Linked DNA regions of Homo sapiens: region 2 is linked to region 1. A link is an interaction called in ENCODE POLR2A ChIA-PET data of the cell type or tissue named here. Cell type or tissue: OCI-LY7. All regions are shown on one strand. Each heading gives the region's core, and the rest is flanking DNA. Links, peaks and the distances in the headings are about the cores only.

What was found. ChIA-PET counts read pairs that join two places held together with the same protein. Peaks named below come from ENCODE experiments on the same cell type or tissue, not always from the same donor. Only the 100,000 strongest peaks of a DNase experiment are listed, where the experiment ranks them.
Region 2: POLR2A ChIA-PET joins it to region 1 with 5 read pairs; 2 of 35 experiments call an interaction of 5 or more read pairs at or near these places.

What each region holds. Positions count from the first base shown.
Region 1 is chr7:26,721,211-26,725,756 of GRCh38, reverse strand. SKAP2 (src kinase associated phosphoprotein 2) reads left to right here. Exons shown (of 13, transcript NM_003930.5): 9 at 192-329. Among named protein-coding and RNA genes, the nearest start is that of LINC02860, 86 kb to the right of the region's middle. In OCI-LY7, for the core only: no CTCF peak of the experiment used is centred there; a DNase peak (open chromatin) is centred at 2,456; H3K27ac peaks cover 699 bases.
Region 2 is chr7:26,900,898-26,905,443 of GRCh38, reverse strand. No RefSeq gene overlaps it. Among named protein-coding and RNA genes, the nearest start is that of SKAP2, 39 kb to the right of the region's middle. In OCI-LY7, for the core only: no CTCF peak of the experiment used is centred there; no DNase peak of the experiment used is centred there.

The DNA of each region.
Region 1 (4,546 bases), core at 172-4,171:
CTATAAGTACCAATTGGCTTACTTTAAAATTCACATATTTACAAAACAATTTTTAAACATGTTTTTAGTTAAGGACATAACATATAACAATATTGTTGTTGCTTTGTAGGGCTGCATTTATTTATAAAGTATAGTTTTAAAAATATCTTCTGCATTCTTTTAAAATTTACTTCATGAAATGTGTTTTATAGATATGGAATCTGATATTATTCCTGAGGATTATGATGAGAGAGGAGAATTATATGATGATGTTGATCATCCTCTACCAATAAGCAATCCACTAACAAGCAGTCAACCAATAGATGATGAAATTTATGAAGAACTTCCAGGTATTTACTTTCTGGTGATTCATTTAAAGATTTTAGGGCTGTGTGTGTGTGTGTGAGTGTGTGTGTGTGTTTGTGTGTGTGATTTGTCCTCGACAGCTTGAGTAGAAAATGGTGACCTATTGAGAACAAGGACAAAGAATATCTTCAAAACTCTATTTTACAAAAAGGGTTCTGCTTGAGATATTTCAAGTGAGTAGATGTAACTTACGAAAAGTGAATGAAACATTAAAATGAAGCAGATACAATACTAATCTCTTGGGACTTGTGGCTCATTAGCATTGTTTATGCTACATAATTTTTTAATTAAAAAATTGACTTGCCTTACAGTTTTTTCCACCAACTCACACATCGTTTTTTATTTATACATCTTGGAACTTCCATTAACCAGAAGTTCTATGCACACCCCAGATGTTACCAACTTCTGCCTCGTATTTCTCCTTGCTTGTAGTATATTGCACTGTCTCAGAGGAATGTTGTTGAACTATAAACAAAGGCCTTTTGAGGCTTCAAGTCTTCCTGTTGATATTTTAGCATCAATATGGAATAAAAAAGTTTTCTTATTCCAAATGCTCAGACCTAGTTTAGTGTTTACATGCCTGTCTGTTATGTAACATAAAATTAATTATCTATTAGCTACTTGACTTGCGGCCATGAGGATCAATCTAAAATAAAAAGACATCTGAAATTTAGGAAACATATGAAAACATTTAGGAAATTGTATTACTAATACTCTAGGCTGAAATGAGCTTTTTTGGCTATTAAAAAATCAGTAGTTAGAGAAGAAAAAGGTATCATAAGCAATATAAGCAAGATTTAACTAGTACATCTCATGTAGAGAGGCCATTTTGCTCTGAATATAACAATTTAATGATGTAATGTTAAACCTTTAAAATTGATTTCAAAAATACTTAAAATGTTCCAAATTAATGTACAAATGTCATTTTCAAGACAATACAGCATAATACCAAGAGTATGGACTTTAGAAGAAAAAAATTTAAATTCTGGCTGTACCATTGACTAGCTTAGTGACTTTATAAGTTAATTTCTTCATTTATAAAATGGAAATAATGTCATTGGGAGGGGTAGGTGAAGTGATTTATGGAAGGCTTTCAGCATAGTGCTTGATCCCACAATTAATTGTAACATCACCATCATTTTTGTTTTATTATTGTATCTGGTGAATTCTTGCAAGTGCTTATGTGGTGGTACAGTAATGGTTTTCTAACCAAGTAAAAAGTAATAATTTTAACAATATTATAAATTTAAGGTATAAAAACTATGTATGCATCTACATATTGTATTTTACTACCCCAGAAGATTAGTATAAAAGTATAATTTTATGGGGAATAGTGATCTGTGTATTTCAGTTGTTTAGTGGAGCTACATGTTTATTAACCCCTTCCTTTCTGGTTTACCCTAAGGAAATGGCATCTGCTGTAGCATCAGTTATCCTCAAGTAGGGAAGAATATTCCCTGGCTGCTTGTTTTTGGTCACACCATATCATTAATACAATTATTTTAGTATTTAAAAATGTTTAAAAGAACTTGTGAGAATGTATACTCATAAAATGGAAGAGTGGAATACATTTAAACACGATATTACTGCCATTACATCCTTTTAAAACCCTGCAATGAATGTGTTACATTACAATTGTTGAAATAACTGTTAAGTTCTGTATTTTTTCAACTTGGCTGTTCTCTCCCCACCCCTAAAGAAAAAAAAAATTGATCAGGAATAAAGACCAGATATTCATAGTTATTTTCATAACAAAGACCTAAGGAAGGTCTGAGTAGCTTGAAATTTTAAAAATATGAAACATCTTTTATTTTTTCTTACTGGAGATATTATTCTTCATTCTTCCTTGCCCCCCTCCTCACCCACCCTCACACATAATTGTTGGAAGTAACTGGTTACTTTTTAAGTAGTGTTACTTCTTGCTGTGGTACTGGGAGAAATTTAAGCTGCCCTGGAATTTCTTTTCCCCTGCTTGGGATCCCCAGTTGCTCTGCAAAGTGATCGAGCTTGATGGAGCCTGCACCTGTGCCCCGGGAAGGAAGCCGTTGTAGGCAGCTGTGGAATGTCTAGTTCCCTTCTTCCCCAATGTAACTGAGAGCTGCTTCAACATCTGCACGGTTCAGCAAGTTTGTCAAGTTTGTGCCAACGGCTACAGAGGGGATTTTTCTAGTAAAGGCCCTAAAGGTGTCTCAGAGTTAGAGGTTTTGTTTGATTAAATGTCTGAAACTAGGAAGGTAACTTTTTTAATTAAAACAATTGTCTCTCTTTCAGGACAAGAATTAAGCTTATTGCTTTCACTTCTGTGAAATTTGAATATAATTTTGATAGAGGAGTTAGAACAATGGAAGAGCAGTAAGCACATTTACATACTGTTGATATTTTTCCAGTTCTGTGCAAAGAACTATGTATCTCTGATATCTGACTGGCTAAATTCCCAGAATTAAATAATACTACAATTTCAACACAATTTTCTGTCAATTATGCATTGTTGAAAACTAATCCTCTTAGTTGAAAGATGAGGTATACAAATGTATTTGAAGAGAAATCTAAGCATTTATTATGCTACTTTAAATCACAAAGCTCTTTTTCTGAGAAACGAAAGCTCTTACTCTAATAAGTGTATTTTTTAAAAACTATGAAATAAACCTGCAGTGTTTTGAGTTTCAAGAGTAAGAAGAAAACGTGGTTTTAAAAATTGCAATGGGCTGGGCGCAGTGGCTCACGCCTGTAATCCTAGCACTTTGGGAGGCCGAGTTAGGTGGATCACTTGAGGTCAGGAGTTCGAAGCGAGCCTGGCCAACATGGTGAAACCCCGTCTCTACTAAAAATAAAAAAATAAAAATAAATAAAAAATTAGCCGGGCATGGTGGCAGGTGCCTGTAATCCAAGCTATTCAGGAGGCTGAGGCAGGAGAATCACTTGAATCCGGGAGGCGGAGGCTGCAGTGAGCCAAGATTGAGGCACTACACTCCAGCCTGGGCAACAGAGTGAGACTGTGTCTCAAAAAAAAAAAAAAAAAAAAAAAATTGCATTGCATAATATCCCTTGAAAAATGTTTATAATTCTACAGGAATCTAAATTGTTTCATTGTAATTGTTTTTCAGTTAGAATATTCTAACTTCATTACAGTACCTTCTGTTTAATTTCTTGTTCATTTATTTTTAACTAACTTCGTAAAGGAATAGGAATAAATTTGTAAGACTTCTTTGTGTTTAAGGGATTTATACATATGTACAAAAGAGTTGCGAGAATGCCATTTCTGGGGAGTATTAAAGGTATTTGGCTTTTCTTCAAATATCCTAATCCTTTTACATCTTTTATGTCTTATTGCTTATTAGCATAGGCCAGTCAGGTTTGTTTACATTGTAATAATACTATAGCATATTTGTGTTTGTGCAGCTAATATATTGATCAAAATGTGTTAAACTGTTTAACATGGTAATGAGTTCATTTGGCTCAGCACAGGTTTGTAAATTTATTGCTCACTTTTTCATTAGAAATACAGAGGAGTGTCTTTGTCTCATTTTGAATCTCAAAAGGGGAAAATAATACTCGTGAAATTGCTGCAGAAACCAACCCTGTTTGCTCTTCTCTTCTATTCACTATGTCACTTGATTTTTTTTCTTTAATGGCAGGAAATTGTACAGAAACAACAACAACAAAAAGATTTTTCTAGATCTAAACTGAATAGAATCAGCCTAGTAATGAGAATGGTAACCATCCATTAACTTATTAAATCTGTAGCTTTCAGAGGGATTGCACTTGAAATGTCTTCTGGCAAGTGGACTGGAGGAGAGAGGGCAACATAAAACAGGAAGACAAATTTCTATTCCATTAACCTATTTTTTTTAAGTGTGAATTCATTTTTTTTTAAATTACAATGACAGATTGAACTATTCTGAGTCAGAAAAGGATATTTTTATCCTTTGGCCATTCAATTACATTTTAAATGTATTCAGTCCAACTATCTGCATCTAAAATAGAACATAAAGTAAAATGCAGCTATAATTTTTTTCCATGAGACTATTATATATACATAAAAAAGAACAGTGTTTGGGTACTTTAATTTGAAGTAGTTTACAGCAAATGGACACAAATGCTAATTTAGTCAATAAGTGGTTATAGGCCCCCAAAATACATTTTGGCTTTATTTTCCTCCTGAATAATTATCACTCATATTACTAAGTTAATATCAGGGTTA
Region 2 (4,546 bases), core at 205-4,204, 180 kb before region 1:
CCAAATTTCCTATTTGGCGTTCAGACTCTCTATTAGCAGGTATAAATCCATCTATTTTCACCTTTATCTTAATGTAATAATTTCAGAAATAAGGTTAACCCTAGCTCAGCTATAAAGTTTTTTTGTTTTGTCTAGAGCTGACTGATGCTTGTTTACTGAAGGTGCTGAGCACTTTACCTAACATAAGGAAAAAATAGACTCATTTTAAGTAGGCAAAGTCATGCAATCAGGTTTTTTGTTGTTTTTTTTAAATTTTTTTTTATTATTATACTTTAAGTTTTAGGGCACATGTGCACAATGTGCAGGTTAGTTACATATGTATACATGTGCCATGCTGGTGCACTGCACCCACTAACTCGTCATCTAGCATTAGGTATATCTCCCAATGCTATCCCTCCCCCCTCCCCCCACCCCACAACAGTACCCAGAGTGTGATGTTCCCCTTCCTGTGTCCATGTGTTCTCATTGTTCACTTCCCACCTATGAGTGAGAATATGTGGTGTTTGGTTTTTTGTTCTTGCGATAGTTTACTGAGAATGATGATTTCCAATTTCATCCATGTCCCTACAAAGGACATGATCTCATCATTTTTTATGGCTGCATAGTATTCCATGGTGTATATGTGCCACATTTTCTTAATCCAGTCTATCATTGTTGGACATTTGGGTTGGTTCCAAGTCTTTGCTATTGTGAATAGTGCCGCAATAAACATATGTGTGCATGTGTCTTTATAGCAGCATGATTTATAGTCCTTTGGGTATATACCCAATAATGGGATGGCTGGGTCAAATGGTATTTCTAGTTCTAGATCCCTGAGGAATCGCCACACTGACATCCACAATGGTTGAACTAGTTTACAGTCCCACCAACAGTGTAAAAGTGTTCCTATTTCTCCACATCCTCTCCAGCACCTGTTGTTTCCTGACTTTTTAATGATTGCCATTTGGTTTTGATTTGCATTTCTCTGATGGCCAGTGATGGTGAGCATTTTTTCATGTGTTTTTTGGCTGCATAAATGTCTTCTTTTGAGAAGTGTCTGTTCATGTCCTTCGCCCACTTTTTGATGGGGTTTTTTTTTCTTGTAAATTTGTTTGAGTTCATTGTAGATTCTGGATATTAGCCCTTTGTCAGATGAGTAGGTTGCAAAAATTTTCTCCCATTTTGTGGGTTGCCTGTTCACTCTGATGGTAGTTTCTTTTGCTGTGCAGAAGCTCTTTAGTTTAATTAGATCCCATTTGTCAATGTTGTCTTTTGTTGCCATTGCTTTTGGTGTTTTAGACATGAAGTCCTTGCCCATGCGTATGTCCTGAATGGTATTGCCTAGGTTTTCTTCTAGGGTTTTTATGGTTTTAGGTCTAATGTTTAAGTCTTTAATCCATCTTGAATTTATTTTTGTATAAGGTGTAAGGAAGGGATCCAGTTTCAGCTTTCTACATATGGCTAGCCAGTTTTCCCAGCACCATTTATTAAATAGGGAATCCTTTCCCCATTGCTTGTTTTTCTCAGGTTTGTCAAAGATCAGATAGTTGTAGATATGTGGTGTTATTTTGTTTTGTTTTGTTTTTGAGATGGAGTTTTGCTCTTGTCGCCCACACTGGAGTGTAGTGGCATAATCTAGGCTCACTGCAACCTCCACCTCCTGGGTTCGAGTGATTCTCCAGCCTCGGCCTCCTGAGTAGCTGAGATTACAGGCACCTGCCACCATGCCTGGTTAGTTTTTGTATTTTTAGTAGAGATGGGGTTTTTCCGTGTTGGCCAGGCTGGTCTCAAACTCCTGACCGCCCACCACAGCCTCCCAAAGTGCTAGGATCACAGGCGTGAGCCACTGAGCCCGGCTTCATCAGGCGTTTTGTTTCGTTTTGTTTTGTTTTTGTTTTTTTGAGATGGAGTTCTGCTCTTGTTGCCCAGGTTGGAGTGCAGTGGTGCCATCTTGGCTCACCACAACCTCCACCTCTCAGGTTCAAGCGATTCTCCTGCCTCAGCCTCCCAAATAGCTGGGATTACAGGCATGTGCCATCACACCTGGCTAATTTTGTATTTTTAGTAGAGATGGGATTTCTCCATGTTGGTCAGGATGGTCTCGAACTCCCAACCTCAGGTGATCCACCCATCTCGGCTTCCCAAAGTGTTGGGATTACAGGCGTGAGCCACTGTGCCCTGCTCATCAAGTTTTTAATGGGTCTGAGGATTCTGTATCATGTCAATCTGTAAGGCCTAGCACTGCTCAGGGCCTTCTCTGCAGTTTAGATTCAACAAATACCTATTAGGAGTTCATTATGTGTCAGACATTTTGCACGTAACATTATATTGTAATCCTCAAAACAGTCTTGTCAGGTTTTATCACAGTTCATATAATAGTATCACAATTTTTACATAAGGAATTTGAGCTCAGAGAAGGTAAAAAAATATACCCAAAGTTTCATGACTGCTCAGAGTGGAACCAGAATTTGAATAGCATTTTCCTGAATCTACAATCTATGTTCTTTTCCCTTTATCACAGCTGTGGCATAAATTCAACATTGTGCTGTTTTCGTTCATCCCAGAACCTTCCCATAGTTTTTTTAGGTGACCTTTGCACCAGGATGACCTTGGGAGGTAACAGCCCAATGAATGAATTTTTTAGAGTTACTGTGTTCCAGAGACTTCCTCTCATATATGGGAGGCTCTGGATTGTTCTTTCTCATGTGGTCAGGACTACATGTTGCATGATGACAAACAGATGCTTTCTTCTTGACACTATGTCTTGTCTGGGTATTTAAAGAGTGACAGTGATAATGAAGATTAACCTGCAGTAATGCTGCACATGTACTACTTTACGAGGTCAGAGTTCACAGTCTTCAGCGTATTCACTGATGTTGCTAATGATGCTGTAAGTAGAAATGAATACAGGCCATGCATTCAAAAGACATTCCTTATATTATCCTTTAAGTTAAGGATTTCTAAGACATTTGAGATATTCTACTGGGTTTTGGGTCTATAAGAATAATTGAAATAGACCTTGAAGTCTTTAGTTAATCGTAAAGGAGCCTTTTCCCACCTACCTCCCAAATAGTTGTATCTTTTCTCTTTCCTTTTCTTTTCTTTTTTTGGAGATGGAGTCTTGCACTGTAGCCCAGGCTGGAGTGCAGTGGCGCCATCTCGGCTCATGGCAACCTCCGCCTCCTGGGTTCAAGCAATTCTCCTGCTTCAGCCTTCCCAGTAGCTGGAACTACAGGTGTACGCAGCCACGCCTGGCTAATTTTTTGTATTTTTAGTAGAGATGGGGTTTCACTGTGTTGCCCAGGCTGGTCTCGAACTCCTGAGCTCCGGCAGTCCGCCTGCCTCGGCCTCCCAAAGTGCTAGGATTACAGGCGTGAACCACTGCGCCCGGCCCCAAATAGTTGTATCTTACAGGATAAAAATTTTGTGGAAGCTCTTTAAAAGTAAACAGAGAATGTTTGGTCATAGAAATATCAAATACTAATAAGGAACACCTAAGCACTTTAGGTGCATTGGAAAAATATTTAACTTGTTGAAGCCAAATTTCAAGTATATTGGACTTCTAGACTGTGGTTTGGTTTTAATTTTGTATTCCCAAGCCAAAAAAATTTTTTTTTTAAATAGGAAACTCTTTTTAATCTATATACTCCCTGAATTGTTTTTCTATATATTTTGATTATATGTCTCAAAAGCTGAAAAGGGCCTGAAATTGTATCCTATTTGCAAGCTAAGTTAGCCTGTCAGTTTCATGGGTGCTGGCAGAAGATATAATACTCCTGGGTTATATATACTCCTTGGTTATATAATAAACCAAGGACAGTTTATTACTTATAGCATTAACAGTAGACAGAATATCAGCATTTATACCAGCCCCTTAAACCTCAAATACTGCCTGGCAATGTAAAGAGGAGCAGGTGATATTTGCACATGCAACGGGGAGTATTATAAATGAAGAACCCTGAGTTCAGAGAACCCAAATCATTTATAATGGGCCATAAGCATGTCTGTCTTTTGCCCTAGGAGACACTGTCTCTATATTCCAGAGCTGAAGGCAAACTTGCCCTTTGCTTCAGAGCAAAACACTACCTGTACCACCCATAGATGATGGCTTGAAACAATAGTCTGGAACAGAGGCAGTCAATGTTTCTGCTTGTAAGACGTGCAGAAATGTGAGAGACCCATGGAGAATTATCTCCCAACATGCAATTTCTGGAGTCCCAAGAAACTTTGGGGAATGCTACCAACTTGACACGTTTAATAGAAATAGAAGACCAGTTATATCCTGTGGTTTCAGGGGTCCTGACCCTCAATTTAACTACATATCTTGTTTTACCATCATAACTTTGCTTCTTCGACTCAAGCTTTAGGTCTGCAAATGAGTCCCTTATCAAATTGCAGCTACTGCTGGAAATATTTCAAATTTATAACTTCATACTTTAGTATACAAAGGCTGGATATCATAGGAGAAGAATATTCCTGGGCTTGGAATTAGATATAGGCTGGAAGCCTAGCTCTGCCACTGACTATACTGATGTTCACTCTTTTGGATTATCAAATAATAAAAAAC